Regions from separate parts of the Homo sapiens genome. Here all the other regions are linked to region 1. Evidence: chromatin contacts called from ENCODE Hi-C or POLR2A ChIA-PET data. All regions are on one chromosome and are shown on one strand. Each heading gives the region's core, a stretch centred on a gene start or an enhancer-like site at or near the end of the contact. The rest is flanking DNA. Distances are from core to core; before and after follow the strand shown.

Region 1 (3,226 bases), core at 381-2,880:
CTTGCACAGAATGGAAGAGGGCCCCAGGCACCCCAGCGCTGCCACCCACTGGGTGGGTAACCCGGGGCAAGTCATTCCTCTGTGAGCCACAGTTACTCATCTCTCAATTGAGGGTTTTGTTTTGTTTTTGAGAGAGTCTCACTGCGTTGCCCAGGCTGGAATGCAATGGCATGAGAGACAACCTCATTACAACCTCCGCCTCCCAGGTTCAAGCAATTCTCTTGCCTCAGCCTCCCAAGTAGCTGGGATTACAGGCACGTGCCACCACACCCGGCTAATTTTTTGTATTTTTAGTAGAGACGGGGTTTCACCATGTTGGCCAGCCTGGTCTCGAACTCCTTACCTCAGGTGATCCACCCACGTTGGCCACCAAAAGTGCTGGGATTACAGGCGTGAGCCACCGTGCCCGGCCTTCAGTTGAGGGTTTTATGAGGAGTCAATGAAATTATTAAGTGAGGAACACAGTGCAGTTTATAATGGGGACTCACTCAATTCGTGTTGGTTGCCTTTGCCCTGCTCCATATGAGTTGACCAAGGACCCATGTGGGCACCCCACTGTCTCTCCAGCACACTTGACTGCTGTGCTTTCTGACTTGCCTGTCAGTCCAAAGGTACTGCCTGAGGAAGTCCAAAACGTCTCTGTCCGTGAACAAGGCCAGTGAAACCTATTCCATGGCTCCATTCATTTGTTTCTAAGGAAGGTCAACTGCATCCCTGCCCCCCACACCCCTCAGTGCCCTGCCCTCACCCAAATATACCCCCAACCAAGGAGAAGGCCCTGATGAGCCTCCATAGCAGGAAGGGGCAGAAAGCTCCAGAAAGAGGCCCAGGCCTGGCTGAGCGCCCATGAGGAGGACACAGGTGCCTGGAAACTTGGTAAAAGTTCGAATTTCTCTCTCCACCAAATAAAGAAAGCGCATGGTTTCCCAAGAGTGCTCCATGTTTCAAGAAAAATAAAGAGGAAATTCCTTTGTGGAAGAGAACAGTAGTCCTGGGTGTTTAATATGCAGGCAATTCCTCTGGGTTTAAAGAATGTGACTTGCCCAAGGTCTCCGTCTAGTTTAGGAGAGCTAGGAATTAGGTCACCTTTCCCTGTACAAAGAGGATTTTGACACGCTGCTGTGGGGGACCTTTGCCGACTCCCCCACTCTCTCCCAGCCACCTCCCAGGGCTGTGAAAGCTGGAAAGAGGCTGGGGAACCAACTGGCAGAGACCAGAGAGCCACAGAGAGAAACTGAGTCACACCAAAGACAAAGCCAAGAAGGATCTAGAAAGTCAGGCTATTGCCCAGGCACAGTGGCTCATGCCTGTTATCCCAGCACTTTGGGAGGCCGAGGAGGGAGGATACTTGAGGCCAGGAATTTGAGATCAGCCTGGGCAACAGAGCAAGACCCTGTCTGTATTTAGAAAAAAAAAAAAAAAAGAAAAATTTTTAAGTCAAGCCACTGACATCTGTGGAGCCACCTAGGGCCCAGACGTCTCCTCAGCGTTCCCTCATAATGATCCTGCATTGCTTGAAATAACTTGACTCTAGTCCTTCCACCCAAGGAAGTCCTGGTGCCACAGTTCACCCTCTCAGTTCCAGTTTCTGTCTGGAACAGCAGGCCACCTGACTTCCTCTGCCTGTGTGGGATGAATACCCCACCCAGTTCTTGGCCTCCTGACTTCTCCTTTCTCACTCATTATGCCCCATAGGTGTTCTGCTGAGTCATTACCTTAGATATCAGCAGCACAACGGCTGAGAGGTCTTTGGGGTCACCTTTACCGAACTTCGGGGCGTCCAGAGTCTCCTCCCATGCACGTTTGGGTAAGGTACTTGACTCTCCTCTGTGGGTGTCTCAACACTCAGTTTTTATCAGTTTCAATTCTAGACACTGCACTTTTCCAGACCTCAAACCCAAGTTCAGCTGCATCTCATCTCACCCCAGCTCCACAGCCACTGACAGCGTCTCCAGTGGCCCCAGCATCCTCCCCCTTCAGCCTTATACCCTCAGAATTTCAGAGTCAGGAGGAAGCATACGTGTCATTGAATCCTCACAACGCTCAAATCCCCTCTGCCATCATTAGTGGAGTCTGTCCTTTCTGACTAGACAGGCAGTGCAGCTCCCGCAGCCCGAGGGAGACCCCACCACAGCTCCCAGGCACCGAAGTGAGTCCTGCTTACCTTCCTGTCCTGCCCTTGGAACCGCACAGTTGGTCCCCTCCCTCTTCCTCGGCGCAGCCCCTCCAGGGTTAAGGCACTTGGGCAGAGCTCCTCTGTTCTTTCCTGTCTCTTCCGGGCTAACCATGTCCAGTTCCTCTCATCTCTGCTCAGACGCGTCCGTGTTCAATCCCCTCACTAACCTACTCACTCCTCTCTAATCATGTGCTAGGCTCACAGTGCTTCTCAGGCTTTAACATGCCTCCAAATCACCTGGGCTCTCATCAGTTCTCACTTTTGGATTCCGTAGGTCTGCGGTGGGGCCTGGCAGTCAGTTTCTGACAGCTCCCAGGTGAGGCGGGTGCTGCAGGTCTGCCACTGTGAGCAGCAAAGCTTCCACTTGGGATCGCCCTTTGACCTGGAATCTTCTGGAGCTTGTTAGAAGTCCCAGCCCAGACCACCTGCATCAGATTCTGCAGTTCAACAAGATCCACAGATGCACCGTATACTCTTTAATGTATGAACAACTAGAACAGATGTTGGCAACCACGGCTGCACATTAGAATCACCTGGGAGATTGGAAAACCATCCCAATGCCCAGCAGCACCCCAGACCAATTACATCAGCAAGTATGGTCTAGGCATCAGCATCATTATAAAGCTCCTCAGGTGATTCCAGTGCACAACCAGGGCTGAGAGCTCTGCTGCAGAGCCCTAACATGCAGGCTCTACCTTTGAGACCACGGTCTTAGAAAGACAGGACATGGTCTACTCCCTCAAGCTTCTCCAGTCATAGCCTTAAGTCCCAACAGCTCTGGGCAGCTATCCGCATTTCCGGCTTTTTTGAGGCATTACTGAATAGCAGTTAGGAGCTCTATTCTTGAGTCAGGTAGACCTGGATCTGAGTCTTAATTCCAGCATTTATTAACTGTGTGATCTCAGAAAATTTCCCGAATTTCTCTGTGCCTCAGTTCCGTCATGTGTAAAATGGAGCAAAGATATAGTAACATCTCTTAAAGTTACTGAAAGGGTTGAATCAAATGAGGAAAACATATACAGTGTGTAGAACAGTGTTACAGCCCTGCCT
Region 2 (3,226 bases), core at 432-2,931, 380 kb before region 1:
AAATTTATGGAAAATACCAATTTCAGTGCCTTACCCTACTTCTAAGATTCTGATTCCATATTCTGAGATATTGCCTGGAAATCAGTCCTTTCTGCAAGCACCAGATACAGGTGGTCCAAGTATCATATTTTCAGGAATAAGGGCAATAAGAAAAACACATTTCTAGCCATTCTCAATCTTTGCTGCATGTCAAAATAAACATTTTTTTTTTTCTTGAGACGGCTCACTGTCGCCCAGGCTGGAGTGCAGTGGCATGATCTCTGCTCACTGCAGGCTTCGCCCCCTGGGTTCACGCCATTCTCCTGCCTCAGCCTCCCAAGTAGCTGGGACTACAGGCGCCCGCCACCTCGCCCAGCTAATTTTTTGTATTTTTAGTAGAGACGGGGTTTCACCCTGTTAGCCAGGATGGTCTCAATCTCCTGACCTCGTGATCCGCCTGCCTCGGCCTCCCAAAGTGCTGGGATTACAGGCGTGAGCCACCGCGCCTGGCGAATAAACATTTTTTTTTTTTTTCCAAATCAGATGCCTGAGCACTACCTGGCAATCTTTCAAAGCAACATTTGCAAGGGTAAGGCTGGCAAAGTAGATGTGGATCCACAGGTATTTCTAACGGGCCCTAAAGCAGCGATTCTTGACATTTACTATGTATATGAATGAGCTGGGATCTTCTTAAAATGTAGATTCCGATTCAGCAGTTTTATGGTAAGGCCTGAGATTCTGCATTTCTAGCAAGCTCTGAGGCAATACCACTGGTGCTAGTGCATGGACCATGCTTTGAGCAGCAAGATACTACAGGCTGAGGGCCACCCTGTGTATTCGATTTGCACATTTCAAGGTGTGTCTGAACGGGCCAACCAGCCTGCCAGGGTGCATAAAAAGACCTGTTTCTAATAGGATTTATTCATAGTGATATTTCTCACTTTCTTCCAAGATGTGTAGAGCTTATTTTACTTTATTTTATTTTTATTTTTCCTAGAAACAGGGTTTTTCCATGTTGGCCAGGCTGGTCTCCAACTCATGACCTCAAGTGATCCGCCTGCCTCGGCCTCTCAAAATGCTGGGATTACTGGCATGAGCCACTGCACCCAGCCTAGAGCTCATTTTAAAGTAGTTCAAAGTGAACACAGTCCAGCCTCTAAAAGCTGGAGTACGCATGTGTACATTTTTTATTTAACTAACACTTTGGTGCTCCAGGTCTCACCTAGACTCTGGAAAGACAAAGAAAAGTGAGACAGGATCTCTTATGGAGCTCACAGTGGGGGTGAACCATCATCCTGGTTCGCTCAGAACTGCAAGTGTGACTTTAGCAGTCACACTTTATCAGGGAAGAAAGACATGTAGGCCAATTAACTATATACAATTAGTGAGGGCAGAGGAGGAGTGATATGGCTTGGATATTTGTCCCCTCCAAATCTCATGTTGAAATGTAATCCCCAGTGTTGGAGGTGGGGCTTAGTGGGAAGTGTTTGGGTCATGGGGAGGCAGCCCCCCACAAATGTCTTTGTGCTGTCCTCGAGATAATGAGTGATCTGTCATGAGATCTGGCTGTTTAAAAGTGTGTGACACCTCCTCCTTCTCTCTCTCTCTCTTCTTTCTCTCTCTTTCTACACCTCAGGTGATTCACCCACCTCAGCCTCCCAGAGTGCTGGGATTATAGGCATGAGCCACTGTGCCCAGCCCTGACTTACATTTTTAAAACTCCACTCTGGCTGCTGTGTTGAGAAGCAACTGTGTGGTAGGGGAAGGGCATGAGGAGGAAGACTGGTTATGAGGCTGTTACAAGAGAGGATGGGAGCTCAGACAAGGCTGGATGCAGGGGAGTGGGTTTCTCTCTGTGGGTTTCCCCAGTCCCTGGAGAGTCGAGGCCCTTTCAACCTCTGGAGAACTGACTTTTCCAACTACTTGGGTGATCTGGGCAGATTTATCACCCTCCCAAGGCTTCATTTTCATCATCTGTAAAATGCAGACAGTCATATCTGCCTTTTCTGACTCATGAGGTTCTTGTGAGAATTGAATGAGATCACCGCTGTGGAAAGCATAGAGCAAAGCAGGAAAGAAAACAGGTATGAGTCAAAAGCCACCAGCGAGACCTCTAATCTGGCAATACCAAAAGAGAAATGCTGCTGTCTCGTCATTGGCTCAGACCATTCATGAAAGGGTGCTGCCGAATTTAAAGGTTAAACCCTAAATCATAGATTGAGAGGAGACATTGATGATTATTTGGTCAAGATCCACATCTCTCAGATAAAAGGAAACTGAGATGCAGAAATGAAGGTTGCTTTCCCGAGACAATGCAGTGAGAGGTGGAGCCACGCTAGAGTCTCAGTTCCTGGTCTTCCTCTGCCATGCGGCCCATCTCAAAGTCCTGTCAAATGTCTCAGTCTCAAAAACTAACCAAAGCACAATTAAGATAAAAGGAAAAAGAAAGCTGGGTGCTGTGGCTCACGCCTGTAATCCCAACACTTTGGGAGGCTGAGGCGGGAGGATCGCTTGAGCCCAGGATTTCAAAACCAGTCTGGGTAATGTAGTAAGACCCCATTTCTACTTTAAAAAAATTAAAATAAATACATAAATTACAAAAAAAGAAGGAAAAGGAAAAGAAGGCGCTCAGTTATGAGGTGTACAACAGCTTTGTAGCTTGCAGGTGCATAATAGAATTTGATCTTCCCAATGACTCCTGGAGTTTTCAAATACTCCCATTTTACAAATAAGGAAACAGAGATTTGGGAAGATCAGCCAAATGATCCCACATTACACAGCCAGCAAGTGGCTAGGAAAAGATTCCAGCTCATATCTCTGGCTTTCCCCTGCATTTAATGAAAACCTTTGGAGAGAGCTGAAATTGGCTTAATTTCAGAGAGTATTATCTCTATTGTTCTAATTATTCTCCCTGAGTCCTACAGGAGAGGATTGGAAAGAATGTTTTTTATTTGTGAGTGTAGTCTAGTGCTTATTAGAATTTCTGAGCTTTCACACTGGAAGTTTCAACAGGCTTACTGTGATGCTTTTGAAGTGCTGAGTGTAAATTTAAGTCTCAAAAACATTCTCAAGCCAAGTGCACTGATATATTTTTAGATAATAGCAGGAAAAGTTATGTAAGTGGATGCTTTACAGAGGGACACACACTGAGGGTCACATGCTGCAGTTTTCTGAACTGTAAAAGCAAAGAGAGAATGTATGAGATGAGGAAGGGACCCGATTTTGGTGCAGAGACCAGAGGCAAAAC
Region 3 (3,226 bases), core at 298-2,797, 310 kb after region 1:
GTCGTGGCTCACACCTGTAATCCCAGCACTTTGGGAGGCCAAGGCAGGCGGATCACCTGGGGTCAGGAGTTGGGACCAGTCTGGCTAACATGGTGAAACCCCGTCTCTACTAAAAATTAAAAAATTAGCTAGGCATGGTGGTGCACACCTGTAATCCCAGATACTTGGGAGGCTGAGGCAGGAGAATCATTTGAACCTAGGAGGTAGAGATTGCAGTGAGCCAAGATTGTGCCACTGCACTCCAGCCTGGGTGACAAAGTGAGACTCCATTTCAAAAAAACCATTCCTATACCAGCCTCCTAACAAGTAAGGAATATTTCTTTTTCCTTGTCAATTTGTTTTTGCCCATACATTATTTTCACATAGTTGTAAACTTGTTATAAATATAGTATCTTCTATTCACATTACCACTTAACTTAGGCTGCATTATCTTTATGTTGCTACATACTCTTTGTAAGTACTTCAAATGCCTGTGCAGTATTATATTGGGTGGTTGTGCCATTGTAAGCTTGGACTTTCCAATATTCTTGAATGTTTACATTGTTTACAACTTCTAAAATGGAGTTTCATTGTTGCCAAACCGTGTAATTCCAATGAGAGAGTGTGTGTGTTGACCCTGGATCTAGTAAATACATCATCTGAGTATGTCAACCATTTGAAAAGATAATTTCCCCATGGAGTTGAATTTGCCCGACCTAGTTGCTGCCTGTGAGTAAGCATGTCCTCTGGAAGAGTGTGACACCTCGTCCCAGGCTTGCTGGTTTTCTACTTGCTACTGTAGCTTACGAAATTTCAGTTTGGTTTTCTTATTCATGTGACCAGGAAGCCAGGAGCATAGCACTAGGATGGTGAGTGACTTGCATAGGTGGGTTCAGACTTTTGCAGGTCATGAGCTCTGAACAGAGGATGGTTCCCGCCTCCCCATAATTTCTTTAAAACCGTATTATTAGTTCAAGGAAATTCAGCAAAGTTCTGAGTTTCGCTATATGGCCAGCTCAATTCTCTGTTCATTTGTTTCTTTTGTTTTGTTTTGAAATGTAAAATTATTTCAAATTTCAGTTTCCTTTTGGGAATAGGAGTGTCACCTTGCTTGGTTGTTCCCCAAGCAAATGTTTTCTCTTTCCTTGAGTAACTCAGCAATCGATAACAATTAATTTGGGCTGGATATTCATAGAAGAACATTTGCTCTGCGCCCTAAAATTTTTTATCGCGAAGCGCGAACAAAAATATTGTCCTATGAACTTGTAGCAGTCTGCATTTTTCATACTAACTCCCACCATCATTTTATATGATATGGGGTTCTTTAATTCTATCCTGGTAACACAAAGGGTACCAATAGAAAGATGAAAAATCTGACTGACTTAAGCATGTTTTGAATTGAGGTCATTATCAATTCAGGGGGATTTTGTAGGAAGAATGGGGATTTTGAAGAGCAGACTATATATTATTAACAAAAGGCTCTCCCCATGCAGGAAGGCTACCCAGCGGAAGGTGGCCTTTGTTACTCCGGATGTGATTAATATTGCTTCAAGGTTTAATTTTAGAACTTCTAAAATAAGGAAGCTTGCATCAATTCAAGGCACATGGTTTGAAACCTCAGAGTGCCCACTTTTTCTTTTCTTTTTTTAAATTACAAAAATAGCATATGCATTATAAAATGTTTGAAAACTAATGAATTAAAACAAGTTTCTCTAGTCTCTGGCTTGACCAAAGCCTTTGTTAATATTTTGTGGTAGTTCCAGTCTTTTTTTTAAGAAAAAAAAATTGTAATCATGTTTTGTATATAACTTGAATGACTTATTTCACTTAACATGATTTCATTTGCTTGTTTCCTGTGTTTACAGTCTTCATGTCAGTTGTAATTTATGTAGAATTCCACCCTTGTGATACTCCATAATTTTCCTAATCATATCCCCCATTATTGGGCATGTAAAATGCTTAATGGTCAGTGGTGTGCACAGTGGTAATTATCCACACCATGTTAATCCGGCTCACACGGGTCACATGGGCGACCTAATCCTGCTGTAACTTGCCTTTCTCTACTGGTATTGTACTTAAAAAAAAAAATTCTTTTCTGCCTGTTTTTTTTGTTTTTTTGTTTGTTTGTTTGTTTTGTGTGATGGGGGAGACAAGGAAGGGAGCTGGTCGCAATCCACTTCTCAGGTGGATTCTTTGTCTGTCTTTCTTTAGTGGTGAAAGTGGTGCTGGAAAAACAGTGGCTGCCAAATATATCATGAGCTACATCTCCAGAGTGTCTGGAGGAGGGACCAAAGTCCAGGTGAGTGGGCAGTGGCCCATTATGATACCTTATGTTATGGGAAATGTAAGAGGCTCCATTTGCTGTTAGAAAAGAATTTTTCTTCCACAGAAAAGACACTGGTTCTTCTATAACTGTGAAACTTGAAATCTGGAATGGAAAGGAATAGCATATGTATGTGTGTTTGTGTGTGTGTGTGTGTGTGTGTGTGTGTGTGTGTGTGTGTGTGTGTGTGTATATATTTTTTTTTTTTCTTTTTTGAGACAGAGTCTTGCTCTGTTGCCCAGGCTGGAGTAGTGCAGTGGCGCGATCTCGGCTCACCACAACCTCTGCCTCCCGGGTTCAAGAGATTCTCCTGCCTCAGCCTCCTGAGTAGCTGGGATTACAGGTGTGCCCCACCATGCCCAGCTAATTTTTGTATTTTTAGTAGAGACGGGGGTTTCACTATGTTGGCCAGTCTGGTCTCGAACTCCTGACCTCAGGTGATCTGCCCTCCTCGGCCTCCCAAAGTGCTGGGATTAAGGAATAGCATATTTTAAGGTAGATGTGCCTAATATATAATGAACTCCTACAAATCAATAAAAAGATCAGCAGCCCAAAAGGAAAATAAACAAAGGACATGAAAGACAACTCATAGAAAAGGAAATATAAATTACTCACAAAACATGAAAGTATGTTCACCATCATGATAAGAAGAAAAATGCAAATTAAAACTGCATTAGAAAACTATTTTTTGCCTATCAGATTGGCCAGAATCTTACCATGTTTTAAACGCTTGATTGGTAGGAAGTAGGGACACAGTTGTTCTCATACATTGCTGGTAGGAGATGAACTAGTACATTTTAATGAAGAACATTTCAGCAAAATCTGTTAAACTTACACATGTATGCCATTCGACTCAGCAGTTCTGCTGAAAAGAATTTATTCTTTAGATATGCTGAAATGTATACAAAATAATACATGTATAAA

What was found. A loop is a pair of places that touch in the nucleus more often than their neighbours do. ChIA-PET counts read pairs that join two places held with the same protein, here RNA polymerase II (POLR2A). Pooled maps may share reads with other maps.
Region 2: a pooled map shows a loop between it and region 1 (3-fold over the local background). The contact joins two enhancer-like sites. A Hi-C loop is called at or near these places in 1 of 168 maps with a recorded cell type or tissue (OCI-LY7), 2 of 37 single-sample maps with no recorded cell type and 4 of 50 pooled maps. POLR2A ChIA-PET finds 5 or more read pairs at or near these places in 2 of 52 experiments (A673 and OCI-LY7).
Region 3: a pooled map shows a loop between it and region 1 (3-fold over the local background). The contact joins two enhancer-like sites. A Hi-C loop is called at or near these places in 2 of 50 pooled maps. POLR2A ChIA-PET finds 5 or more read pairs at or near these places in 3 of 52 experiments (A673, GM10248 and activated CD4-positive, alpha-beta T cell).

Annotation. Positions count from the first base shown.
Region 1 is chr15:59,542,460-59,545,685 of GRCh38, reverse strand. No RefSeq gene overlaps it. Among named protein-coding and RNA genes, the nearest start is that of GCNT3, 68 kb to the left of the region's middle. RefSeq lists enhancers at 1,596-1,755, 1,283-2,482. Within about 2 kb of position 1,630, at least 3 of the 41 ENCODE cell types and tissues checked have a DNase peak (open chromatin) inside an H3K27ac peak, as active enhancers do.
Region 2 is chr15:59,918,311-59,921,536 of GRCh38, reverse strand. No RefSeq gene overlaps it. Among named protein-coding and RNA genes, the nearest start is that of FOXB1, 84 kb to the left of the region's middle. RefSeq lists enhancers at 1,692-1,801, 1,862-1,911. Within about 2 kb of position 1,681, at least 2 of the 41 ENCODE cell types and tissues checked have a DNase peak (open chromatin) inside an H3K27ac peak, as active enhancers do.
Region 3 is chr15:59,235,637-59,238,862 of GRCh38, reverse strand. It overlaps MYO1E (myosin IE), which reads left to right. Exons shown (of 28, transcript NM_004998.4): 5 at 2,191-2,278. Among named protein-coding and RNA genes, the nearest start is that of LDHAL6B, 30 kb to the right of the region's middle. Within about 2 kb of position 1,547, at least 4 of the 41 ENCODE cell types and tissues checked have a DNase peak (open chromatin) inside an H3K27ac peak, as active enhancers do.